Linked DNA regions of Homo sapiens: all the other regions are linked to region 2. Evidence: chromatin contacts called from ENCODE Hi-C or POLR2A ChIA-PET data. All regions are on one chromosome and are shown on one strand. Each heading gives the region's core, a stretch centred on a gene start or an enhancer-like site at or near the end of the contact. The rest is flanking DNA. Distances are from core to core; before and after follow the strand shown.

Region 1 (3,981 bases), core at 348-2,847, 670 kb before region 2:
AACTTGCCAAACATCACAGCTGGTAACAAAAAGCAGGAGTGGAATCCAAAGACTTGCCATATTTCACTGTCCTAAAGCAACTACACATGTACAACTCATTTTATCTTCCACAATTATAAAGTATTACCCTCTTTATGCAAAGAAAAAAGCAGAGGTCCAGAGAGCCCAGAGTCAGACCAGCAAATGGTGAAGCCATCACTCAAACCCAGGCAATCTGTATACAACTTTTGAGATAGGGTCAACCAGGCTGGAGTGCAGTGGCACTAATATAGGCCACTGAAGCCTCATGCTCCCGTACAGCCCTGTTCTTAATGCAGCCTATATAACCCTAACTGCTAATCAGATCTAATGATCTTTACTTCGTTCCTGACATTTCCACTCTATCTCATATCCTAGTTACTTAGGAAAATCTTTACTTGGGCTAGTCTTAGCTTAAGATCTGCTCAAATAAAATCTAGTGTTCCAATCCCACACGCCATCTTGAATAAAAAAAAAAAAAAAAGACACCTCTTGGCCGGCTCATGAATTTAATGCTTTAAGTGATGCCGACTGTCACTTTCTAAACAGACTCGACAGCAGGTAAATCAAGAAACAACCAAGCGACCCAAGCAGGCAAACCCTGTATGTCCTTGTGACTACTCACCTTTGGAAAACACAGGGGTCTGCCCTGTGAGCTGCTCCAACACCTTGGCTGCTCGCGTCAGTCTGTCTCCACTCTCCCCAACACAGATGTTGAGACAGAGTTTGCGGATGCGAAGTTCCCGCATGGGGTTCTCCTTTTCACCTTGATCCTGCTGCAACAGGGAAGAGCAGCAGTCAATACACTCACAGCTGAGGGCCCTGAGTTTTACTACTTTCTATCTGCACAGCATTTTTATTTCTGCTCATCCCAAATCGTAACGAAGACCCTGAATGTTTAAAAGGTATAATGTTTAGGGGACATCAAGGGAAGAAGACAGCTCGGAACCTATCCTTCCTCCACGAACGGAACGGGTGAAGAGAAAACTCAGGACAGTTATTGAGTGTTAAAAGATACGGACACTGAGATCGAACCCTAAGAGGCTCAGGGTAACAAAGAGCGCCCCCATTGTAAGGCCAACTAAGGGGAGTGAGCGAAGAAACAGAACTTAATTGCTCAGTTAACAGGAAACACGTGGTTATGCGACGTCCAGCATCCTATTCGGAAGCTGTCTAAAGGCTGGCACCTTCCCTAAGCGGAGCAACCGACTAAGGTTTCCTAGCACCGAGCAAGTCTCAAGTCCCCGGGACCAGGAAAAGGCCCGGACCCCCCTGCCTCAGAACCCTCCATTCACCCCATCTGCCCCCGCTGCAGCCTCCTGACCGTGCTTCTGAGCACTCCGGGCAAGTGCCCGGAGCCGCTCCTAAAACGATGGCAGGGAAAGTGACAGAATTCAACCCTGCGTCCTTGGCTCGAACGGCTCTGCTAGTTTTGGGCCAGCAGGCATTGCGGGCTCCATATTCCTCGGGCTGCGGGCGAAGTAGCCCCCGCAGGCTCGGCCTGCCATGGATGGCGACGGATAAAGGAAAGCAAATCCAGGTCCCAGCTACTCACCGCCATGATGGAGAGCAGGAAGAGAAAGCGGAGCTTCCGGCCGAGGGCCTTATGGGCCAGGAGGCGGGCTCTTTTCCCAGGCTAACCACAGAGATGAAGACGAGGAAGAGAGGCGCATTTGGCAAAGCCCTGCAGCGTCGGCTTCTCCCTTGTGGGTAGTGCTAGCCACTGCAGGCGACGCTGGCTGAAGACCGGGATCTGGGTTTTCCAAAAATAGTTTTTGAAAGCTCCCGAATCAGCACGTCCTTGAGTTTCCGGACCTTGAGGACGTTCTCTCCTCCCAGTGTCACGAGCTGGTGGTCCTTGTGTGATGAGAACGCCAAAACTACATTAAATCAATCATGCAAATTATGACGCAAATTTATTCTGTAACAACGTAAACAAATATAATTTATTTATTTATTTATTTTTTGAGACGGAGCCTCGCTGTGTCACCCAGGTTGAAGTGCAGTGGCGCGATATCGGCTCACTGCAACCTCCGCCTCCCGGGTTCAAGCGATTCTCCTGCCTCAGCCTCCCAAGTAGCTGGGATTACAGGCACGCACCACCATACCGGTCTAATTTGTTTGTATTTTTAGTAGAGATGGGGTTTCACCATGTTGGTCGGGCTGGTATGGAACTCCTGACCTCAAATGATCCACCCGCCTTGGCCTCCCAAAGTGCTGGGATTACAGGCGTGAGCCACCACTCCGGGCACAAATAGAATTTATACAAACGGAAAGGAGTGGTGGTTTAAGAGTCCCGAGCTTGAAGACAGGCAGATGTGGTCCTGTCTCGACCAGCTAGTAGCTATGTGACCTTGGGCAAGTTACTACAGGGTGCGTATTCCTAACCTGAAAAGCCTGGGACCAGACGGTTTTTAGATTTGGGATTTTTCCGGATTATGGAATATTCGCATAAACATAATGAGATATCTTGGGGATGGAACCCAAGTCTGAATATGAAATTAATTTATGTTCCATATACACCTTATACACATAGTCTGAAGGTAATTTTATACAATATTTTAAGTAAGTTTGTGCATGAAACAAAGTTTGTGTACATTGAACCATCAGAAAGCAAAGGTGTCACTATCTCAGCCACCCTTGTGGACAATCTCTGGTTGGTTGGCCTAACCATTTTTCCAGACTGTAAATGTATATGCTATTGATAAGCAATACTTTCTTACGCTTATTCACATATAAGTACTTAACAGCGGCCGGGCGCGGTGGCTCACGCCTGTAATCCCAGCACTTTGGGAGACCGAGACGGGCGGATCGCGAGGTCAGGAAATCGAGACCATCCTGGCTAACACGGTGAAACTCCGTCTCTACTAAAAATACAAAAAAAAAAAAAAAAAAAAATTAGCCGGGCGTGGTGGCGGGCGCCTGTAGTCCCAGCTACTCTGGAGGCTGAGGCAGGAGAATGGCGTGAACCTGGGAGGCGGAGCTTTCAGTGAGCCGAGGTCGCGCCACTGCACTCCAGCCTGGGTGACAGAGCGAGACTCCGTCTCAAAAATAAAAAATAAGTTCTTAACAGCAAAATATATGCTATGTCATTAATACAGTGAAAAAGTAATGTGTTCAGGGCAACTAAGCAGCAGAGGAGCATCACCAGAAAACCTGGATCAGCTGTGAAACAACAGCGACCCACCCCCCCTCCCCCCACCACCACACCCGACCCCGGCCCCGCCAACCAGGCCAGGTGCTGTGGCTCACACTTGTAATCCCAGCGCTTTGGGAGGCTAAGGCGGGTGGATCACTTAAGGTCAGGAGTTCGAGACCAGCCTGGCCAACGGGGTGAAACCCCGTCTCTACTAAAAATACAAAAATTAACCGGGCCTGGTGGTGCATGCCTGTAATCCGAGCTACTCGGAAGGCTGAGGCAGGAGAATCGCTTGAACCGAGGAGAAGAAGCTTGCAGTGAGCCAAGATCACACCACTGCACTCCAGCCTGGGTGATAGAGCAAGACCCTGTCTCAAAACAAACAAACGAACAAACAAAAAACAGCGACCACAAGTGGCAGGCTTTCAGTCTCCACCTATGATGCAGTGTTTTGATTAAAAGATTACTGTACAATGTATTTTTTTTTTTAATTTTTATTGATCATTCTTGGATGTTTCTCGCAGAGGGGGATTTGGCAGGGTCATAGGACAATAGTGGAGGGAAGGTCGGCAGATAAACAAGTGAACAAAGGTCTCTGGTTTTCCTAGGCAGAGGACCCTGCGGCCTTCCGCAGTGTTTGTGTCCCTGGGTACTTGAGATTAGGGAGTGGTGATGATTCTTAACGAGCATGCTGCCTTCAAGCATCTGTTTAGCAAAGCACGTCTTGCACCGCCCTTAATCCATTTAACCCTGAGTGGACACAGCACATGTTTCAGAGAGCACAGGGTTGGGGGTAAGGTCACCGATCAACAGGATCCCAAGGC
Region 2 (4,437 bases), core at 1,231-3,730:
AAATACAAAAGGCTACATAAGATTTTATATAAAATGTTCAGAATAGACAAATCCATAGACAAAGAGTAGATTAGTGGTTGCCAGGGACTGGGGGTAGGGAGGACTGGGGAGTGACTGCTAATGATACAGATGTCTTTGGGGATGATGAAAAGGTTCTAAAATCAATTGTGGTGTTGGCTGTACAATCTTGTAAATATGCTAAAAACCACTGAATCATACATTTTAAAATGGTGAATATTATTATACATGCATTATCCCAATAAGCCTGTTTTTTTGTTTGCTTTTAGACAGTTTCGCTCTTGTTGCCCAGGCTGAAGTGCAGTGGCACGATCTGGGCTCACTGCAACCTCTGCCTCCCGGGTTCAAGCAATTCTCCCTAACTCAGCCTCCGGAGTAGCTGGGATTACAGGCGCCCGCCACCACGCCCGGCTAATTTTTTGTATTTTTAGTAGAGACGGGGGTTTCATCATGTTGGCCAGGCTGGTCTCGAACTCCTGACCACAGGTGATCCACCCGCCTTGGCCTCCCAAAGTGCAGGGATTACAGGAGTGAGCCACTGTGCCCAGCCAATAAATCTGTTTTTAAAAACATCTTATACGTGGCTTCTGGCCACCTGTCTATTGAAATCGTAAAATAACACTCTTGACTTCTGCCCTTTATTTCATTTCTGAGGGCTGGTGTCACCAACCTCTGTGCTTTTCTAACCCATGCTTTGGTAAAAGCTCCAGAAAGTCTTGCCTCCAAAACGGTCTTTCATCCAGCACTGGTTATACTTTAGAGAGTTGGCTCAAGTAGGCAGATAAATATGAGAGCTCTCAGACTGGGTAATACTCATCTCAAGAAGCTCCCCATACACACTGACTTGGTATTCCCACTTAAAAATTATGTAGACAATTTTTTCAGGCATAAATTATATAATCTGCAAATTTTTATTTAAATGTTGACTACACGCACATATATATCCAGGTTGTTTTTTCCAACTAGACCGACCATTAAATCTCCAGAAAAGGCCCAAGTCTAAAGTCTGCGCCCTAATACTGCCCCAGTGCCCTGCACACAGTGTCCCATGTGGTCCTTTGTTTCAAGGGCTGATGATACCCTGTAACAACATGAATGTGGGAATTACATTCCACTTCCATCACTTATTTAGCTTTGTGACTTTAGGCAAGTTGCTTAAATTGTGTGCCTCAGTTTACTCATTCCTAAAATAGGGCTAGCAATACCTGCCCGTTGATATTTAACAACAACAAAAAAAAGTAATGTTGGTGACACGCTGAATATAGCATCTAGGACACAGACATTTGAGGCAGTCACTGTCTGTATATACTGTTTGGAGTCAAATCTTTTCTTCCCATATATTTGCATTTTGACTATTATTTGCTCTCTCAATCAGCAGCTTCCTCATCTGCAAAATTCTGCGCCAAAAGATCGCTGAGAGGATTTTAAAAAAGAAAAAAAAAAAGACTAGAACTCCTACCACACAGCAGGGTTTTGCTCAAACAAAAACAAAAGCAAAAACGACCCTTTCTTTTCATCTCCCCGGCTAAGGCGATTTCTTCAGCATCAACCTACAGCCCCCTCGTGCACCCAGCTGAAACGCCATCAATATCGCCCAACAGCTTCCAGACCTATCTGTGAACAAACAAGTGAGGTCTCCAAGAACGCCAACCGTAACCCCACGTCAGGGAGCCATTTTCCAGTCAAGAAAATGAAAAGGTGTGCAAGAAAGACCTAAGGAATAAAATACCCCTCCCAGCAATCATCGATGCCCCTTCCCACGTCGCTCGGGACCCAGCACAAAGACCGCAGTCAACACCGGCAAAGACTTTTCCTTTCTCACCCCACCCGTCCAGCTAGAGGGGACGTGGCGTGCGCAGCGATACAAGGGGAGGTCTGAGTGGTCGCAGGGCCCAAGACCCGGCGGCGGCGGGGGAGGGCGGAGAAGCCTCGGGGAAGCTCGGCACCAGGCGGTGTCGTTTGAGGGAAGGGTCGAGCCTTACCTTCGCCCGCTTGCGCCGGCTGGTCCGACGCCCCTCCGGAGTCTCTGCTATTCCAGTTTCCATGGGGGTCGCAGACCCAGGCACGACAGTAGGGCCGGCCTGAGGCCCTGCGGACCCCGGCGGTTCCGCCAGGCCCCCGGGGGGCGAGGCCCGCGGAGGCTCTTTCTTGCGGGGTGTGCGCTCCCCCACCGCCCCCGGCCCGACCTCGGCTGGGCCCGACAGGCCCGCGGGCTGCGCGGCCACCTCAGACCCGTTCTCGGAGCCGCCTGCTGTCCCAGGGCCAGCCTCCGTCCCGGTTGCTGCCGCTGCAGCCGCCGCCGCCGCGGCTGCCGCCTTCTTCCCAGATAACATCTCGGGCCGCCGGGCCGCCGACGGCCGTAGGGGCCGCTCGCTCTGTCGCTCCGTGGGTCCGAAAAGCCTTGCCTCGCCTCGCTTCACGCTGCCCGCGCGCCGCCAACCGCCGTCGCGTACGCACGCGCCAAGCGCGCTCCCGCCGCGCCGGGACAAAAAGGGTCGGAGACACCCACGAGCCCCGCCCCTCCCCCGCAGCCATAGAGCGGCGTTCTCGCGGCTAGAGTGGCACCGCAGCAAAGAACGTGTAGCTTGCCTAGAGCGTCTCCCCGGCGTTTGGAGTGGGACCTGGCACAGTCCGTGGTCTTAGGGCTTCTGGGCCAGACTAAACCTCCGAAGGTGACCATTTCCTCCAGGGACTTTCGGGTTTGCATGCGTGCGTTCGTTCATTCACTCACCCAATTATTCGTTAATTCAACCAGTATTTATTAATGCTTGCCTACTACGTAACAAGGGTTACATTATGAAGTTCTAGCTTTCAAAGAACTTACAGTCTAATGGGGGAAAACACTGAAATATGTTGGTAGAGCGTCTTACTTATTCATAATTGCCCTGCTTGGACTGGGCAAAAAACTTGGAGAGCACAGCAGTTTCGATGGTAGTAAAATGGAGACAAGTTACGAAATCCAGGTTTGAGTCCAGACGGAATTGCTCTTGTCTCCAAGCCTTTGTTCATGCTTTTCCTTCTGGCTGGACCCCAACCTCATTCGCACTCCATGTCTTGCGCTTCTCCCATCCCCCATGTCCCCCATCCCCCATGTCCCCCATCCTTCATGTCCCCCATCCCCATCCACATAACACCTCTTTCTACTCCAGGTTAATTCTTTCTAATAATGATAGTAGCGGTTTATTCTTTTAATTTTTCGAGGAATCCCTTGCTAACCCAAAACTGGAACAGGTCGTGTACTTTTAGCATGCGTGTACTTATTACACAAACAATTGTCTTTTTAATAGTCTGTCTCTTCGAAGTGAAATTGTCAAAAAATTATTCCATTTACATGAAGTTCAAGAACTGGTAAAACTAATCTCCAGTAATAGGCTCCAATCAGCCCTTGCCTGAGATGGGGGTCGGGGGTTGACTGCAAAAGAACAAGAAAGAACTTGCTGGGGGTGATGGAAATGTTTTATATCTTGATTAGGGTGATGGTTACATAGGTGTATATATTTGTCAAAACTCTATGAACTATCCATGTAAAACAGGTATGTTTTATGTAACTGTAGTACTTCAGTAAAGTTGTTTTTTGTAAAAAACTAAGCAAACAGACAAAAAGGCAATCAAATGTAGAAAGGAAAAAAAGTAAAAGCTATGCAAGAAAGAAAATGTATCCGAGTGGCGTGGCACGCACTTGTAGTACCAGCTGCTCGAGAGACTGAGGTGGGAGAATCACTTGAGCCTAGGAGTTCATTCAAGTCCAGCCTGAGCAACATAGTGAAACTGCGTTTCTAAAAAAAAAGAGAAAAGAAAAAGAAAGAAAATATAATCATAGTACAACATATGGCTCAGCTGTGAACTGTATTAACATGACCATAAAAACGTAAGCAGTGAATATTGTTTTATTTATTTTTTCTGTTCTTTTGTTTGTTTGTTTCTTCTTTTTTTTTTTGAGACAGAGTCTTGCTCTGTTGCCCAGGCTGGAGTGCAGGGGTGCAATCTTGACTCAATGCAACCTCTGCCTCCCAAGTTCAAGCGATTCTCCTGCCTCAGCCTCCCCAGTAGCTGGGATTACAGGCGTGTGCCACCATGCCTGGCTAATTTTTGTATTTTTAGTAGAAACAGGGTTTCGCCATGTTGGCTAGGCTTGTCTCCAACTCCTGACCTCAAGTGATCCTCCCACCTCGGCCTCCCAAAGTGCAGGGATTACAGGTGTGAGCCACCGCGCCCCGCCGAGCAGTGAATATTGTTTTAACCAAAGTGATAGAATTACATTAAGAGAATGGAGAAAAAAGAAAGTTTGTGGGGAGAAAGATGAGAAGGTTTTAAGGATTTAGGGAAGTAGGGAGGTTGTTGGGGGAGGTGCTGCTTGGGAGCTAAATTATTTTTCACCATAAAAATATAATACATAATGTTGGCCAGGCGCGGTGGCTC
Region 3 (4,560 bases), core at 671-3,170, 990 kb after region 2:
CTCCCAGCACCCAACGTCTTTACAACCCAGGTTTCTAGGAACAGACTGTCAGTGGGCCTTTTTCTTTCCTTTTTTTTTTTTTTGAGACAAGTCTCACTCTGTCGCTCAGGCTGGAGTGCAGTAGTGTGATCTCGGTTCACTGCAACCTTTCCTCCTTCTGGGTTCAAGCAATTCTCTGCCTCAGCCTCCCGAGTAACTGGGATTACAGGTGCCCACCACCATACCTGGCTAATTTTTATGTTTTTAGTAGAGATGGGGTTTCACCATGTTGACCAGGCTGGTCTCGAACTCCTGACTTCGGGTGATCCACCCGCTTCGGCCTCCCAAAGTGCTGGGATTACAGATGTGAGCCACCACGCCCAGCAGTCAGTGGGCCAATTCTTAAGGCTGGCTCTCAAAGATGAACCAGCACCACAATTTACCCGGCTTATAAATCCTGTCAGCTTCAGAAGACGACTTACCAAACACAAATTTATCCTCACCAGTTAATAACTCCTTTTCTTTGCTCAAAAACCCAGTGAGAAAAAATAACTCCAGGCCAGGCACAGTGGCTCATGCCTATACTTCTAGCACTTTGGAAGGCCGAGGCGGGTGGATCACCTGAGATCAGGAGTTCAAGACCAGGCTGGCCAACATGGTGAAACCGTCTCTATTAAAAATGCAAAACATTAGCCAGGCGTGGTGATGTGCGACTGTAATCCCAGTTACTCGAGTGGCTGAGGCAGGAGAATCGCTTGAACCCATGTGGCAGAGAAGGTTGCAGTGAGGCGACAACGCGGCACTGCAACTCCGGCCTGGGCGACAGAGCGAGACTCCGTCTCAAAAAAAAAAAAAAGAAAAAATAACTCCAGTGCACTGCGCCCTTACTTCCTATCTAACATTGTGCCGAACGTTATACACAGATCCTCCTCCGTATGATCCTTAGTTCAGGATCATAAACTCTTGATAAATTACTGCCCCAGGAACCTCCAGTGACATCAACCGCTGCTACCATTTGTGGAATTCTGCCGGCCAGACACCCCACACTGCATTCCCTCACAACTGATCCTCCCGATAGCCCATGGGGTAGGCACTGTTATTTCCATTCACAGATAAGCAAAGTGAGGCTCGGAGGGCGGGGACTTGCCCAAAGCCACAAGGATGAAAGGTAGTGCGATGACTCAACCGATAAAAATAATCCCGGTTGTGGTGGGGGGGAGCTGAGCCCGACTCCTCCCACTATGCTGCCGCGGCTCCGAAGGCCTAGCCCGAGTGCGGAAATGGGCTTCTAGGGTCCCAGGACGAGGTCCACCTCCAGAGCTGCAGTGAGGTCCAAGTCAGCCCGAGGAGCCCGCAGGTCCCACATTTCAGTCATTTCCCTACCCCAAAGGCAGGGACTCCCCGCTCCTGGGGCAGGCAGCCACTGTGGCCGCGAGCAAGCGTACTCGGGTTAGGAAGGAGAAGGAAGGGGACAGGGGGAACGTTCACCTACGCAGCTGCCACCTCGGAGGACGGGGGAGCGGGGGACGAGGAAAGATCAGGATAAGACCCTAACTCCCACAAATGACTCCAGGAAAGGGAGACCACCACTCCCCGAGCTTTGGAGCGCCGCGCGGGAACCGGAAGTCATGCCCCGCCCGGAAGTTAAGAGGAGGGGCATAGGTTGGAAGGGGTGGGCCGGGTCTCTCTAGCCTCCGCGGTACTACGCAGCTTCATGGTTTTAACTCTTGGTGGTCTTTTGACCGTCCTCAGTCCTTACCGTGCGGAGTTTTGGATACATTCTTAGCAGCTTTTTCGCTCCGGAGAAGTTCTTTATCTTTCTGAGCCGCAGTTTGCCCAACTGCAAAATGGAAAGAGATGAAGCAGGAATTAAGATACTCTAGGAGCTCGCCCACAGCTGATTCAGGGCCCCATTCTGAGGTTACACCCTTAAGCCTTTGCACCACTCAAAGGAAGGAAACCAAGAGAGAGGGGTGGCTGGCTGCTGTTTGGAGACAGTGGTCCTTGTATTGGCGCCCCGCGGAATCACTCCAGATGAGTCAGTGGATACAGTCTATAGGTCCCGCCTCATTGTACGCAAACAGCAGTGGGCATATGGCCGTGGGGGGTTGATACAGCCTGTCCGGGGTGGGACTCTGTGTGTATGGGAGGCTAAATCTCAGCAGGACTTTTCCAGTTGCTACCAGACTACGCACTGTCGCCTGATGGTTAAGAACTGAAGCTTTAGCCGTGCGCGGTGGCTCACGCCTGTAATCCCAGCACTTTAGGAGGCAGAGGCGTGTGGATCACCTGAGGTCACGAGTTCGAGACCAGCTTGACCAACAAGGTGAAACTCAGTCTTTACTAAAAATACAAAAATTAGCCGGGCGTGCTGGCAGGCGCCTATAGTCCCAGCTGCTCGGGAGACTGAGACAGGAGAATTGCTTGAACCCGGGAGGCGGAGGTTGCAGTGAGCCGAGATTGCGCCATTGCACTCCAGCCCGGACGAGGGAGCAAGACTCCATCTCAAAGATGAAGCTTTGAAGTCATACTGATCTGGTTTGCGTCTGATCACACAGGTTCAATGACACAGCCGGCTAGAGGAAGCAGAGATGCTAACCACTGCAGCCCCGATCTTAACCCTGAAGGGGAGGGATTGAGCTGTTAGAGAGAGGTACTCAGTTGACTTCTCCCTCTCTCTTTCCAGCTGGCATATCCGAATGGGCTGAGCTACCGGATTAAGAGGGACACCCCAAAGCCCCCATTGCTGGGTTATTGCTCCAGAGCCAATGTTCTTGGGGAAAGGAAGATATGCCCTTTGTCAACATTGCCACTGCTGGTCTGTAAACTCCTAGACGGCCAGCTGGTGGTTCACAAACCAGGACTCCTTGCTCTGGCCCTACCCCTACCTACCAGAATGACCGTGAACCCTTCCCCACTCACTCCTACAACCAGGTTTCCATCTCCTCTCTCAGCTTAGGTTTCCCTAACTGTAAAATAAAAGGGTTGGACTAGGTTAAGGACTTCCTGCTATTTCTCTCTCCCACACTCTAAGGTTCCTTAGGAATGCTTCAGAAAACAGCAGGGGTTGGGGCAAGGATGCCGCTTGAGTCCCAGAGCAACTCCAATTTCATAGGCACATAAATTTATGTGAAAGTATATACGTTTCGGCTTGTGTAAGATTATTTTATCATCCCAGGTAAAATTCAGCCTTTGTGCTTCATCTTTCCCCACCCTCCTGCTCACTCAGTTTGCTCCAAGAACACTGACCTTCTGGCTATTTTGCAAATCTGACAATCTGACAAGCTCATCTTCACTTCTTTTTTTTTTTTTTTTTTTTTTTTGAGACGGAGTTTCGCTCTTGTTGTCTAAGCTGGAGTGCAATGGTGTGATCTCGACTCACTGCAACCTCTGCCTCCCGGATTCAAGCGATTCTCCTGCCTCAGCCTCCCGAGTAACTGGGATTACAGGCACGAGCCACCACACCCGGCTAATTTTTTGTACTTTTAGTAGAGACGGGGTTTCGCCATATTGGCCAGGCTGGTCTCGAACTCCTGACCTCAGGTGATCCGCCCACCTCAGCCTCCCAAAGTGCTGGGATTACAGGTGTGAGCCACCACGCCCAGCCTTTTTTTGAGGCAGAGTCTCATTCTGTCACCCAGGCTGGAATGCAGTGGCATGATCTCAGCTCACTGCAACTTCCACCTCCTGGGTTGAAGTGATTCTCTTGCCTTAGCCTCCCAAGTAGTTCAGATTACAGACTTGCACCACCCTGTCCAGCTAATTTTTGTATTTTTAGTAGAGACAGGGTTTTGCCATGTTCCCCAGGCTGGTCTCGAACTCCTGACCTCAAGCGATCCACCCACCTCGGCTTCCCAAAGTGCTGGGATTACAGGCGTGAGCCATCGCACCCGGCCTCATCTTCACTTCTTTTGCTGATCTCTGCTTGCAGTGCTCTTTCCTGAGATCTGTTCACCCAGGTTCCAGTTCAACTGTAGCGTCTCCTTTTCTGCCCACCTCCTCTATCCCCCGACCCCGGGCACCCTTCCAATTCCTTTATAACCTGTTACTTTGTTTTTGTGATTACCTAGTTATTTTCTATCTCATCCACTAGAGGCAGTGTCCACAAAGCTAAGGACTTTGTCTGCCCTGTCACCACCATGACCCCAGTACTTAAAACTGAGCATAGGCCGGGCACGGTGGCTCACACCTGTAATCCCAGCACTTTGGCAGGCCGAGATGGGCGGATCACAAGGTCAGGAGATCGAGACCATCCTGGCTAACACGGTGAAACTTCATCTCTACCAAAAATACAAAAAAATTAGACGGGCGTGGTGGCGAGTGCCTGTAGTCCCAGCTACTCGGGAGGCTGAGACAGGAGAATGGCGTGAACCCGGGAGGCGGAGTTTGCAGTGAGCTGAGGTCACGCCACTGCACTCCAGCCTGGGCGACAGAGCAAGACTCTGTCTCAAAAAAAAAAAAAAAAACAAAAAAACAAAAACTGAGCATAGGAGCCAGGCGCAGTGGCTCACGCCTATAATCCCAGCACTTTGGGAGGCCGAGGCAGGCGGATCACCTGAGGTCAGGAGTTCGAGACCAGCC
Region 4 (4,227 bases), core at 1,317-3,816, 570 kb after region 2:
TAGAGCAGTTGCCACAATTTGGAATAACTTTGTTATTTCTTTACTGTCTTGACACTAGGCTTTAGCTTCCAGAACAGAGCCCCAGGTCCATCTTGCTCACCCTGGTAATCACAGGACCTAGACAGTGGTGCTTGGTACATGGAGACACTAAAATATTTGTTCGAGGCCGGGCGCGATGGCTCACGCCTATAATCCCAGCACTTTGGGAGGCTGAGGCGGGCAGATCACTTGAGGTCAAGACTTCAAGACCAGCCTGAACAACATGGTGAAACTCTGTCTCTACTAAAAACACACAAAAAATTAGCCGGGTGTCGTGGCACATGCCTGTAGTCCCAGCCATTCAGGAGGTTGAGGCAGAAGAATCACTTGAACCCGGGAGGCGGAGGTTGCAGTGAGCCGAGATTGTGCCACTGCACTCCAGCCTGGGCAACACAGCGAGACTCTGTCTCAAAAAAATAAATAAAATAAAATAAAATAAAAATTTGTTCAATGAATGACCTAGATTTGTTTACTTGGTATTTACCTGCAAACACCAGGTTGTGGGTACTGGCTAGCAGCTGAGGATAACAACAGTAAGGTGTGGTCCCTGCCCTTAAGGACCTCCTAAGCTAGTAGGAAAGACAATAAACAGATGGAACAATACAGGGTGTTCAGTGTGATCAGATTAGCTTCAGCTCTCAGCTGAATGCCTTAGCTATGTAACCTCGAACATCTCTCCGACGTGAGTTTGTTTCCTCTATGCGTAAAATGGTAATATTAATACTACTTATGTCATAGTATTGGTGTGAGGATTAAGTGATAGTCCATATAAATAAAGCACTTAGCACAGTACCTGGCACAAAATAATCACTCAGTAAATAGCAACTAATAATTTTATTATGATGATGCTATTACAGCTGTATTTGAAATTATCTTTGTCTACCTGTATACCACTTGTCCAAGCCCCACATAGAATTTAAATTCCATGGAAGGGCAGAAATCATATTTGTCTTGTTCACCACTGTATTTCCAGGAATTTGAAACGTCTCTGGTACACAGTAAGTGCTCAACAAACACTAAATGATTAATGAATGCATGCGTACATGCATGGGGTGTTCTGAAACCATTTGTTAAACCACTAATGAATAGCTAAGTTTGGGGACTACTGACATAGAAGAAAAGTGTTTATATTAGAAAGGAGGGGCAGAAGTTTGATGATTTAGCTAAGTAGAAAAAAATTTCACTGAGATTGTAATTAAATCTCCATTAACCATACAAAGATCTGGGTACAATTCCAGGGAAGAACAAACAATTCCAGGTAGAAAAGACTTGAAAGAATAAAATCCAAAGCAGTTTGACCGGTGCCATCAGGCAGGGGGCTCCCAGGGACAGGCTCAATTTGGCAGCCCTATAACCTAGTACACCTATACATATATTAACCACTCAGAACAAATTTCTTCCTCGTTTGTAAAATGGAAATACCATACTTACTTATAAAGCGTCGTCATAAAGTAGAACAACACTTGTATGAATATAAATAAAGCACCTGGTTCATTGCAGCACTGGCTGCATGGTACCAACGCTATTCAAAGCAGGAGAAACTCTGAATAGTCAGTAAGACCAGAAGGGAAGCCAGAGTGTTCTGTCAACTAAAGTGCTCTCGGTGCATCGCGCAGTTTTAACTCTTTTCCCACTCCAGAAGAACCGACGAGAGGAATAGCTGAATGACAACACTGATCCAATCTCCTTGTGTTTAGGGCAGGGGTCAGTAAACTTTTGCTGTAAGGGACCAGACAGAAATATTTCTGGCTTTGTGAGCCAGCCGATCAAAGCCAAGCAACGGCTGCGCAACTACTCAGCTCTGCCCTCTTGGCAGGAAAGCAGCCATAGACAATACATCAACAATGAACAGGGCCGTGTTCCAATAAAACTTCATTTATGGACTTGATTTCATAGAACTTTCGCAAATTACATGAAATATTCTTCCCCCTAACCATTTGCAACTGTAAACAAAGACCGAGAGGGGAAGAGAGAAGGGGGGCATGGATTAGGCCCAAGGCCATAGTCCGCTGACGCCCGGCGAAGGGACCTGAAGGGAGGGGGAGTGAGACAGCGACAAGAGGCCTCCGGACGGGCCGAGAGGGAGGTGCGGGGCGACAGCGAGCCCCAGGCGGTGTCAGGTCGGGCCTGGCGCCCTGAGTGGGTCCCCGCGGTCTCTCCCCTCCGCAGTCTACAGCAGAGCCGGCGCCAGGGGTGCGGACCGCCCCTGGAGGGGGCACGTCCGGGGTGTAGGTGAGGCGGCCGTGATTCGGCCGAGTCCCGCGGAGTTCGCCACGCGGAAGGGTCTGTATACACCCCTCATTTAGGGCGCACCCGGGCCCCCGCTGCAGGAAGGGTCTCCACGCGGAGTCCCAGCCCCGTTTCTATGGTTACCTGTTCAGCACCGATTCAAACTGCCGTTCTTTATTGACAGCGCCATAGAGGACACGAACACTCCTGCCCGAAGGGAACAATAAAGCTTTCGCCATTCAACAGCGCCGGAGACGCCAGAAGGCGGCCATCTTGAGGCCGGCGCGCAATGGGTATCAGAGGGGAGGGGGCGGCCCGACCTGCCCCACGCGCCGCGGTCACGTGCTGGGGGCGGGGCCTGCGTCACGCGCTCGCTCTCCACCTATGCTAGGACGGCGGGGGCCGGCTGGTTGCTAGGCTCTTCTCTGACCTCTGACCTTGGCCACTCCCTCCTTCCCTCCCCACACTTCCTAAGTAAAGTTTTTTTCTTTTTTTTTTTTTTGAGATGGGAGATTCGCTCTTGTTTCCCAGGCTGGAGTGTAGCGGCGCGATCTCGCCCCACTGCAGCCTCCGCCTTCCAGGTTCAAGCGATTCTCCTGCCTCAGCCTCCCGAGTAGCTGGGATTACAGGCGCGCGCCACCACGCCCTGCTAATTTTTTTTTTCTCTTCTATTTTTAGTAGAGACAGGATGTCACCATGTTGGCCAGGCTGGTCCCGAACTCCTGAGCCCAGATGATCCACCTGCCTCGGCCTCCCACCATGCCCGGCCCTAAGGAAAGTTCTAATGGAGCTCCGCAGTCTCGCTCCGGCAGCTCTAGGATTAGGATTTTGTTTCAAAGGAGGGCAAGGAAGTGAACACAAAAGGCTTCGTTTTTCCAAAACAACACATTCACGTGCGAGGCGGAGAGGCGACCTGAGCCGCGTCCCCAGCCCGCACTCTTTGTGGGACAGGCTTGGCGCTGGTGGGGCGCAGTGGGCTGAAGGCATCCTGGAGGCATCCTGATCCTGCCTCTCGCACCTCCCAATTTTGGGATTTAGGGGCTTTGGGATTTAGTCCTAGCTTTTCTTTTGCTCATTTTCCTTCTCACACACTATGCGTTCCCTGTTGAAGCGTCCCCTTGCCACCCTTCCTTACACAAACATTTAAATCAGATCCAGCAGTAACAAACTGAGTCACCTCCGCGCTGGCCCACTGAACACAGTCACCCTGTCACTGACATGCAGCCACTTTTTCTGTCCCTGACAGTTACGTGCCCAAATCCAGCCATCTTAGTGCAATGTCCAGCTTCCTCTGTGGTTATACCTTTTCCATCTGCAATGTCAATATTCAGTCGTTCTGAGAGCTGTCTCTGGCTGACTGACTCACCCCATCACCGTTTTACATCACAAATTCAATCTACTGGGCAGAACTGTCACTTGCATTGTTGCTGTCTCCCGGTCGATCATATTTACTGTCACTGTCTGACATGCAGCTACCGTCATTGACCATAAACTTCAAACGGTTCTGTTCAAAATAGCACTTTGTTTGCCCAGCTGTTGCCCTTTCTGTTGTTTTCACTGTCATTGTCATGCAGCCACTTTTGCTGCCACACAGTCAAGCCAGTATTTAACAGGCCCCTTCAGGGTACACTGTTGTCCTCATACCCTTGTGCCCAGTTAGTCACTTTCACTATTATACTCATGTCACCGTTACATTCAGGGTCGGATTTACTGTAGCTGTTATTTAGTCACTTTTGTAGTAACTGGAACCACGCCTACAGCTGTTGTGTCTCCTAAGCCCTCATTTCCACCAGCCTCACATTCTCTTTTAGTGGGAACATAGGGTTGCTAGATTTAGCAAACAAACACCTAGAAGGGTGCTTGGCACATAGTAGGTGCTCTAGAAATATTTATCGAGTTAATGGGATTACAGGTGTGAGCCACTGGGCATTTTGGGAGCATTTTGGGAGGCCGAGGCAG
Region 5 (4,152 bases), core at 1,429-3,928, 700 kb before region 2:
GGTGGATCACGAGGTCAGGAGATGGAGACCATCCTGGCTAATGTGGTGAAACCCCGTCTCTACTAAAAATACAAAAAAAATTAGCTGGGCATGGTGGTGGGCGCCTGTAGTCCCAGCTATTCGGGAGGCTGAGGCAGGAGACTGGCGTGAATCTGGGAGGCGGAGCTTGCAGTGAGCCGAGATGGCGCCACTGCACTCCAGCCTGGGCGACAGAGCGAGACTCTGTCTCAAAAAAAAAAAAAAAAAGAACTTTACTCAGCAAGGAAACCCTCCCTAAACCTGTTTCTGCCCCTACTTCCCACTCCAGCAAAGGGCACCATTATTTGCCAAGTGGCTCAAGTCTGAAGTCAAGGGGCTATCCTGGACTCTGACATACCTACCCATCCACCTCCATTCACCAGATCCTACTGATGTTATCTTCCAACTCCCTCAAAACCTATTTGCTTCTTCCATCTCATTCTCTCTAACGTGGATTAAGCTGCAACTGCCTCTCCACAACTGCCCTCTGCACCCTGTTCCACCCATCTCCTGCAGAGCTGTCAATTCAAATTGACTCTGATATGCAAATCTGATTTCGAGTAAAACCCTTCAGTGCTCCCCTGTGGCCTGCAGCCCTGGTACTCTCAACCCTGGCTACACATTACAGTCACTTGGGGAGCTTTAAAACTGATCCCAACACGAAGTCCCCATATCTTAAGAGACTCAGACCAAATGTTTTTAGTTCTTTTTTTTTTTTTTTTTGAGATGGAGTTTTGCTCTTGTTGCCCAGGATGGAGTGCAATGGCACGATCTCAGCCCACCGCAACCTCCACCTCCCGGGTCCAAGCGATTCTCCTGCCTCAGCCTGCCGAGTAGCTGGGATTACAGGCACGTGCCACCATGCTCGGCTAATTTTGTATTTTCAGTAGAGACAGGATTTCTCCATATTGGTCAGGCTGGTCTCGAACTCCTTACCTCAGGTGATCTGCCCACCTTAGCCTCCTAAAGTGTATTACAGGCATGAGCCACTGCGCCCAGCATTTTTTTTTTTTTAAGACAGAGTCTTGCTCTGTCACCCAGGCTAGAGTGCAGTGGCACGATCTCAGCTCACTGCAACCTCCGCATCCCAGGTTCAAGCGATTCTTGTGCCTCAGCCTCTTGAGTAGCTGGGATTACAGGCGCCCGCCACTGCGCCCGGCTAATTTTTGTATTTTTAGTAGAGATGGGGTTTCACCATCTTGGCCAGGCTGGCCTCGAACCCCTGACCTCGTGATCCACCTGCCTCAGCCTCCCAAAGTGCTGGGATTACAGGAGTGAGCCACCACGCCCAGCCCATGTCATTCTTTTTCTTTTTTGAGACAAGGTCTTGCTGCCACTTAGGCTGCAGTGCAGTGGTGTGATCACAGCTCACTGCAGCCTCAACCTCCCACCTACCTCCCAAGTAGCTGGGACTACAGGTGCATGCCACCATGCCCACCTTATTTTTTTATTTTTTGTAGAGATGGGGTTTCACTATGTTGCTCAGGCTGGTCTCGAACTCCTGGGCTCAAGCAATCTGCCTGCCTCAGCCTCTCAAAGTGCTGGGATTACAGGCATGAGCCACAGTGCCTAGCCTGTCATTCATCATTCTTTTTTTTTTTTTTTTTTTTTTTGAGATGGAGTCTCGCTTTGTCACCCAGGCTGGATAGCAGTGGTGCAATCTCAGCTCACAGTAACCTCTGCCTCCTGGGTTCAAGCGATTCTCCTGCCTTAGCCTCCCGAGTAGCTGGGATTATAGGCACACACCACCACGCCCAGCTAATTTTTGTATTTTTAGTAGAGACATCGTTTCACCATGTTGGCCAGGCTGGTCTCGAACTCCTGAACTCAAGTGATCTGCCCACCTCGGCCTCCCAAAGTGCTGAGATTACAGGTGTAAGCCACCGTGCCTGGCCCTGTCATTCATTCTTTCAGCAAAAATTTACTAAGCATCTACTATGTGCCACGTGCCTTGCTTGCACTGATGTGCCTGGTACATAGGCACAGTATGAACAGTAACATTTAGGCCCCTCATAAAGCCTACAGCCTGTTAGGGTCAATGAGGCTCTTAGTGTTTTTTGGGTTTTTTTTTTTTTTTTTTTTTTTTTGAGATAGAGTCTCTTGCCCAGGCTGGAGTGCAGTGGCACAATCTCGGCTCACTGCAACTTCCACCTCCCAGGTTCAAGCGATTCTCCTGTCTCAGCCTCCCGAGTAGCTGGAATTACAGATGTGTGCCACCATGCCTGGCTAATTTTTTTTCTATTTTTAGGAGAGATGGGGTTTCACCATGTTGGCCAGGCTGGTCTCGAACTCCTGACCTCAGGTGATCCACCTGCCTTGGCCTCCCAAAGTGCTGGGATTACAGGCATGAGCCACCATTCCTGGGCTGAGGCTCTTAGTGTTTTTTTTGTTTGTTTGCTTTTTTTTTTTTTTTTTTTTTTTTTTTGTGGCTCTTAGTGTTTTAAGCCTTACTTCTGGCCCCTCTCACCTCTTACTCTTTGTTCTAGTCATCATGACAGAGTTGGGATTTCCCAAACTTGCCCCATTGCAGCCTCAGGGTCTATAAATATGCCAACCCAAAATTCCAGCCCTCAGCCTCCTGGCCTCATTAAGACTCAGTTTGAGAATCACTTCCTCTGAGCAGCCTGTACCTAACCCCACCCCAGATCTGCCCCAGATTATCGTGCACCCATCACTGGAGGAGTCTCTCGTGTGGTCGTCACTGTCCATTTCTTTGTGTGATGTCCTCACTAGACTGTGAGCTCCTTGCAAGCAGGGACTGTGACTAAACCATCTCTGTATCCCTGCTGGGGGCACTAACTAGCTGGTGAACCCATAAGTACGTGGACTTGAACGGCCCAGTGGAGGGTCTGTATGAGAGGTATCCGCATAGGGCAATACACGGTGTGAGAGAAGAACTGCAGCTTCAGAAGGGCTAGGAGGCCAGGTTCTCAGCAGGAGTTTCCAGAGCACATAGCCTGTAACCACCAGGAAACAGGCAGAGATACAGAGCCTCGAAGCTGAGAAAGACAGTGCCTTACTTCTCCTTGAAGAGGGGCCTTGTGTGGTGAAAGTAACACATCTGTGTTCTAATTTGACTCCTCACCGGCTATGTGACTTTGGGTTAGACGGACCTCTAATATTTGCATGGCTGATGGCAAAAGTGTATACAGAGGCCCACATACCATTTATCTAAATATTTAAAAGTTAAAAACTAACAAACCATTAAATACAGTTTTTACTCTATCCTATCCTATTCTGTTCTCTTACTTCGATGAATATACCTTCATAATGACCTGGGGCTAGGTTTAAATTTAACATTCTCAGATTCCTAAGAGTTCTTGGGGATGTGGTGGCACAAGGAGAACTAGCCCCTAACCTACATGCTGTTCTTCCCACCTGCATTAGGCAGAATAATGTCCCCTCCCCACCCCAGGTGTCCACACCCTGATCCCAGGAACCTGTGAATATGTTATCTTACATGGCAAGGGGGAATTAAAATTGCTAATCAGGCCAAGCATGGTGGCTCACACCTGTAATCCCAGCACTTTGGGAGGCCGAGGCAGGAGGATCACTTGAACTCAGAGGTTTGAGACCAGCCTGGGCAACATTGCAAGACCTCATTTCAATTTATATTACAAATTTATTTATTTTAATACAATAAAAATTGCTAATCAGCTGACCTCAAGATAGGGAGATTATCCTGGATTATTGAGGTAGCCCAAAATAATCACAAGGGTGCTTCTAAGTGAAAGCGAGAAGCATGAGTCAGAGTCAGAGAAGATGTGATGACAGAGGCAAAGGCTGGAGTGATGGGATTGCTGGCTTTGAAGGTGGCCACCAGCCAAGGAACACAGGTGGCCTCTAGAAGCTGGAAAAGGCAAGCAAACAGATTCTCCCTGGAGCCTCAGGAAGGACACAGCCATGGCTATACCTTGATTATAGCCCAGTGAGACCCATTTTGGACCTCTGGCCTCCATAAATGTCAGATAGTAAGTTTGCGGTAATTTTTTTACAGCAGAAATAGGAAATGAATACACTGCCTTAGTCTCTGTCCTGCACCACAGGGCCTCACGTTCAGCCCAGGGGTCACACCAGCTCCTAAGTGCAAAGTCACACTCACAGACAGATGCCCCTTGGCCACCCCTTGGGCCT
Region 6 (4,522 bases), core at 1,064-3,563, 770 kb before region 2:
AAGGGGCAAAGGGAGGTGTGGGTTCTAGGAGAGCTCAGGTCTAGGAGGCCCTAGGGCTGGGGGCTGGTGCTGGACCCCACTCCTGGGGGCTCCACAGGAGCTCAGGCTGAAAATGCCACTTCTGACTGCCCTGAGCCCAAGCCCCAGGATGCAACTGACAGGAGAGAACAGGCCTGGGATGACAGGACCACCCCCAGATGATCCCCAGCCTCAGCCCCTCCCTTGCTGGGGTGACACTCACGCATGGGGACAGATGTACTTGACGTGAGGGAGCCGGATGGTGGAGAGGGCGTCAGCCCAGCTGTGCCTGTAGGAGGGACGGGAGAAAAGGCTCCGATGTGGTAGGAAGAGAAGGCCTCTCCAGTCCGCTGCTGGGCCAGGACCCCTCCTTAAGGAGCACCCCTCCTCAGTCACTTACCCTGTGTCTCCAAGTCCATGTAAAAAAATAACCTGGAAAAGGATGGGAAATGGGGAGACAGGAAGGCTTCCCCTAGGTCCTCCAACTTCTGCCCACCCCTCCCCCACCCCCAAGGACCTGGGGGAACCCAGGTAGCAGCCAAACAGGTTACTACCCCGAGCCTGCTGGCCTCAGGATACTCCCTGCTCATCACTGCCACCTCCATTTTCCCACACCCCCTCCAGCCGGTCCTCCAGCTGCTCCCACAGTGTCTGGCCGTGGGTGAAAGGGGACCCTTACCGCGGCCGTTTCCCGCTCAGCTCCAGACACGGTGGCAGCATCGGTGAGCAGGGGCACAGACATGGTGTTACCACACATACACCACACGGCTCCACGGCGGGGGCCTGCATACATCGGGGCGGCGGTCAAGAGCAAAACCAGGCACAGGACACACTCCTGGCCCAAGAGGCCACCAGGCCATCAGCCCCACACAGCACCCAGGTTCTGTCCTGGGCACAAAGAATAGTCAAGCAAGAAGTCCCAGGGCACAGGAGAAGAAGTCTGCCTCAGTTCCAGGGCTGAAAGGCAGAGACAGCCTCCCTAGTGGCCCAGAACATGTGTCTCTGGTTCTGGCCCAACCACAGGACCTGAGCTTGCTGGAGACAGGCAGAGGCAGGGCATAGGGACTGTAGGGCAGGGGGCAGAGGGGAGGCAGCGGCACGCCTGCTTCATTCCCCCTCTAACTCCTCAGGGGTGAGTGCCTTCCCCCTCCTCTCCAATCATCCCTGGGTCCCTGCCTCCCCAACTCCGGGCCCTATGGGAAATGGAGAGAAAAGTGCCAGGGAAAGGAGCTTCCATCCCCTACTCAGTGCCGCCTCCAACCCCCATCTCAACCTCCCCCCACCCAGCCCCCATCCAGCCTTCACAGCAGTTTCTGGCCCATCCATTCCCAGACCCCCAGGGGGCTGCCCATGTCCCCAGAAAGCGTAAGAACTCCACCCACCCCCAAACTGGTGCTCCACGCCCCCCCTAAACGGAGCTACCTGCTGCTGCTGCCACTGACTGCAAACGAGCCCTGGCTTGACCACGCTCTGGGACTCCCAAACACACAAAAGAATGTCAGGCTGGCTGGCCCCTCCCCATCCTCGGCGTCCTCCAAACTCGCCGGAAGCTTCCACTACCTGCCTCAAGTGCCTGCCCACCCCTCCCAACTGGCCTCACCTTCCATCTCTGACCCCTGAGGGCAGCTCCCCACAATGGGATCGTTCACCTGTGACCCGGGGTTCCTCTTCCCATGGGGAATGCACCTCCTGCCCTGAGCTGCGATTCCCTTCCTTCTCCACCGTGGGGACTTGCACCTCCCGCCCAGGCTCCCTCCTCGGAGGGGTGCCTTCCCCCTGACCTGTCTCTCTCTATACACCTTGAGAACTTCCACCCTGACCCAGGATCTCCCGCTCCCCACAATGGGAACTTCTGTTCTGACCAAAGGTCACCCTACCCAGTGAAATTTTCTACCCTGACCCAGGACTCCCACCTGCCCACAATAAAGCTTTGTACCTTTGACTCTGGGGAAGCCCCCGCCCCACAATGGGCTCTTCTATTTCCGACCCTGAAGTCTGTCTCTTTATACTCAGACACCCCCTTGCCTAGCCCCGCTCCACTCCCGAAGTCCCCAAGACTGGACAGCGCCTTCGCACCTCACTCCCCACCCCCATCCCCCCCATCACGGTTCCCCCTCCCCGCTCTCCGGGACCCTCCCGAGGCCGACCTCCCCCTACACGCCCATCCTCCGCAGCCGCCGGCTGGGTACCTCCACTCCCTGGGACTTCCGAGGCCGCTTGGGCGATTCTCCTCTTTCTCCCGCAGACACACTCTTCCCCCTCGGCCGCCCCCGCCGGAACTTCCGTTCGAGTCCCGGGAACCCAGCCATCGCGCTGCCGGAAGTAGCCTGGCCGACAGTACGGAACCCGGAAGCGGGGACCCGGCTTCGCTGGATAGAAGCTGCCATGTTGGAGGCGGCGGGGCTACTCCCTGTCATTCAGCCGCGCAGTCGCTGGGTTCTCACCCGCTCCCACCTTGTAGATTCGAGACAGGGCACCCAAGACTCCCACTTGCTACCACCACCCATGCGCCTCCTGGAGGAGGGCCGACCGGAAGGAGAGGCATCCCTCACACTATTGTTTGCATAAACTTTACCACCTTCCCATCCTCATGGGACACACCTCTTAAGGCCTCGGGTGTCTGCCACTGGCTTTCATGCCCTATTCCAGGATCATGAATGGAATGACACACTCTGAACCGAAGAGACCTTACAGATCATCTAGTTCTCCAGCCTTGAAGATGGGGAAACTGAGGCTCAAGGAAGGCATGTAAACAGCAACCTCGGGATTCCATTTAAATTCTGCCTCTCTGGATCTGCTTCCTGATATATAAAATGGTAATAACCACCCTGCCTCCTTCACAGCTTTGTTGGTAGGCTTAAATGAGGTTGTGTGAACATGGTTTATACAGTAAAATCACAGCGTGAGGTGTTAATCACGCAAAAAAGGACCTAGGAAAAATACAAAGGCCGTATCAGGAGAGCTGGACAGGCACTGGCAGTGTTAGCGCTGCCCTTCACAAGCAATGTCATGCAGACAGTGCACAAAACGCTGCCATCAAGCTGAAGTGGAAATAGGTATCAGGGACCACAGAAAAGTCAGAAGGCAGGCAAACTGAGTTGAAGGAGCATGTCCCTGAGAATGTGTGGGGATCTGCAAATAGGAAATGAGTCACACTTGACCCTCAGCCGCTTAGGACTCACTCTCCCAGCCTAACCTATACTAGTGTTTTCTTTGAACAGAAAGAAAACAGTACAGCCAGGCGCGGTGGCTCACTCCTGTAATCCCAGCACTTTGGGAGGCTGAGGCGGGCGGATCACGAGGTCAGGAGATCGAGACCATCCTGGCTAACACGGTGAAACCCTGTCTCTACTAAAAATACAAAAAATTAGCCTGGCGCTGTGGCGGGCGCCTGTAGTCCTAGCTACTCGGGGGGAGGCTGAGGCAGGAGAATGGCGTGAACCCGGGAGGCGGAGCTTGCAGTGAGCCAAGATAGTGCCACTACACTCCAGCCTGGGCAACAAAGCGAGACTCTGTCTCAAAAAAAAAAAAAAAAAAAAAAGAAAGAAAAGAAAAAGAAAACAGTACAAAGTTGGAAGCTCAACAAAGCACTTTCCCCCAGGCCCAGAGGCACTTTGGTCCTAAGTACTCAACAGGTCAGGGAGCCTACAATACCAGGATTCGGGGCAGGAAACCTTTGAGCCTATGGGACCACCACAAGCCAAGGACCCAGGACTGAATGTCAAAAGAAAATGGAGGGTAATGTCCCCACTTATGGAAGAATGAACAGTTCCTCCTGCAACCTCGATCACCTGAGACACCATGACACTTAAAACAAATTCTTCAGAGTGAAGCTTCAAATTCAGAGGCTCAGTCCCAGGAGCTGTGATTAATGCTTTAATTAGTGGAATTAGTGAAGGGCTAGTCTGCTCTAAGATTTTTAACTTTATTTTTCCCCCTACTCCAAATTTAAACATAGCCCTTCTTTTAACTCCAAAAAATGATCCAACTGAAATAAAGAGGCTGTGGCTGAGTGAATAGGACCCTTCATGCTTTTCAAGAACAGCATTTGCATTCTGGTTTATTTCAGGCTGCATTTTAGAAATTTTGAGGGCCAACAAGGTTTGGTGGTAGCAGACCTTTCCTAGGACAGGCTGGAGAAACAGTGGCTATATCCTCCAAACAACAGCATGGGCCAATGCCTCAGAGGAATTCTCCCAAAAGGATCAGATTCAACACTAATTCCCTTTATTACCTGTTCCTGTTTTCTGCAAGGGAGAGAATACTGACCATATCAAATCCCCTTTTTAGATACTTACATTCTCTTCAATTGCTAAACTGACTTTCAAAATTTAAGTCCAAAGTCTTTGGTCTACCTGGAGACCACATGAGCTGCTCAATTACTTTCCTCACCCTCATTTCTTCTGATGAGCTCCAAAATCTGTTCTCCCTTATTTTTGTAAATGTCATTCTACAAATCACTTCCTTTTGTGCAAAATGAAATATAGGGTTTTGTTGTTGTTGT

What was found. Hi-C counts contacts between places; a loop is a spot of excess contacts on that map. ChIA-PET counts read pairs that join two places held with the same protein, here RNA polymerase II (POLR2A). Pooled maps may share reads with other maps.
Region 1: a loop to region 2 is called in a map of endothelial cell of umbilical vein, with 20 times the contacts of the local background. The contact joins the promoter of RPL11 here to the promoter of KDM1A in region 2. A Hi-C loop is called at or near these places in 6 of 168 maps with a recorded cell type or tissue (CD4-positive, alpha-beta T cell, CD4-positive, alpha-beta memory T cell, CD8-positive, alpha-beta T cell and 3 more), 8 of 37 single-sample maps with no recorded cell type and 18 of 50 pooled maps. POLR2A ChIA-PET finds 5 or more read pairs at or near these places in 7 of 52 experiments (A673, CD4-positive, alpha-beta T cell, K562 and 4 more).
Region 3: a map of CD8-positive, alpha-beta T cell shows a loop between it and region 2 (6-fold over the local background). The contact joins the promoter of LINC00339 here to the promoter of KDM1A in region 2. A Hi-C loop is called at or near these places in 2 of 168 maps with a recorded cell type or tissue (CD8-positive, alpha-beta T cell and posterior cingulate gyrus), 1 of 37 single-sample maps with no recorded cell type and 9 of 50 pooled maps. POLR2A ChIA-PET finds 5 or more read pairs at or near these places in 2 of 52 experiments (GM12878 and WTC11).
Region 4: a loop to region 2 is called in a map of OCI-LY7, with 4 times the contacts of the local background. The contact joins the promoter of ZBTB40 here to the promoter of KDM1A in region 2. A Hi-C loop is called at or near these places in 2 of 168 maps with a recorded cell type or tissue (OCI-LY7 and naive thymus-derived CD4-positive, alpha-beta T cell), 3 of 37 single-sample maps with no recorded cell type and 16 of 50 pooled maps. POLR2A ChIA-PET finds 5 or more read pairs at or near these places in 1 of 52 experiments (activated CD4-positive, alpha-beta T cell).
Region 5: a loop to region 2 is called in a map with no recorded cell type, with 3 times the contacts of the local background. The contact joins the enhancer-like site here to the promoter of KDM1A in region 2. A Hi-C loop is called at or near these places in 2 of 37 single-sample maps with no recorded cell type and 1 of 50 pooled maps. POLR2A ChIA-PET finds 5 or more read pairs at or near these places in 1 of 52 experiments (GM12878).
Region 6: a loop to region 2 is called in a map of gastrocnemius medialis, with 35 times the contacts of the local background. The contact joins the promoter of LYPLA2 here to the promoter of KDM1A in region 2. A Hi-C loop is called at or near these places in 2 of 168 maps with a recorded cell type or tissue (gastrocnemius medialis and naive thymus-derived CD4-positive, alpha-beta T cell) and 9 of 50 pooled maps. POLR2A ChIA-PET finds 5 or more read pairs at or near these places in 1 of 52 experiments (Panc1).

Annotation. Positions count from the first base shown.
Region 1 is chr1:23,689,422-23,693,402 of GRCh38, reverse strand. RPL11 (ribosomal protein L11) reads right to left here and starts at 1,597. Exons shown (of 6, transcript NM_000975.5): 1 at 1,574-1,597; 2 at 644-794. The coding sequence starts at 1,579. RefSeq lists an enhancer at 1,316-1,635.
Region 2 is chr1:23,017,511-23,021,947 of GRCh38, reverse strand. KDM1A (lysine demethylase 1A) reads right to left here and starts at 2,480. Exons shown (of 21, transcript NM_001009999.3): 1 at 2,001-2,480. The coding sequence starts at 2,351. RefSeq lists enhancers at 1,303-1,988, 1,989-2,676 and a silencer at 2,164-2,233.
Region 3 is chr1:22,022,551-22,027,110 of GRCh38, reverse strand. It overlaps LINC00339 (long intergenic non-protein coding RNA 339), which reads right to left and starts at 1,920. Exons shown (of 2, transcript NR_023918.2): 1 at 1,739-1,920. LINC01635 (long intergenic non-protein coding RNA 1635) reads left to right here and starts at 1,063. Exons shown (of 3, transcript NR_110692.1): 1 at 1,063-1,147; 2 at 2,145-2,305; 3 at 2,666-3,117. RefSeq lists enhancers at 941-1,235, 1,313-1,422, 1,034-1,635 and a silencer at 4,072-4,191.
Region 4 is chr1:22,450,190-22,454,416 of GRCh38, reverse strand. It overlaps ZBTB40 (zinc finger and BTB domain containing 40), which reads right to left and starts at 2,566. Exons shown (of 18, transcript NM_014870.4): 1 at 2,413-2,566. RefSeq lists silencers at 2,083-2,172, 2,513-2,712, 3,027-3,321 and enhancers at 2,283-2,362, 2,076-2,637.
Region 5 is chr1:23,719,262-23,723,413 of GRCh38, reverse strand. No RefSeq gene overlaps it. Among named protein-coding and RNA genes, the nearest start is that of ELOA, 22 kb to the left of the region's middle. Within about 2 kb of position 2,678, at least 5 of the 41 ENCODE cell types and tissues checked have a DNase peak (open chromatin) inside an H3K27ac peak, as active enhancers do; they include GM12878, where a contact is called at or near this core.
Region 6 is chr1:23,788,936-23,793,457 of GRCh38, reverse strand. LYPLA2 (lysophospholipase 2) reads right to left here and starts at 2,313. Exons shown (of 10, transcript NM_007260.3): 1 at 2,208-2,313; 2 at 698-801; 3 at 419-450; 4 at 242-307. The coding sequence starts at 775. It overlaps LOC105376860 (a long non-coding RNA gene), which reads left to right. Exons shown (of 2, transcript XR_947067.3): 2 at 2,668-2,844. RefSeq lists a silencer at 2,076-2,135.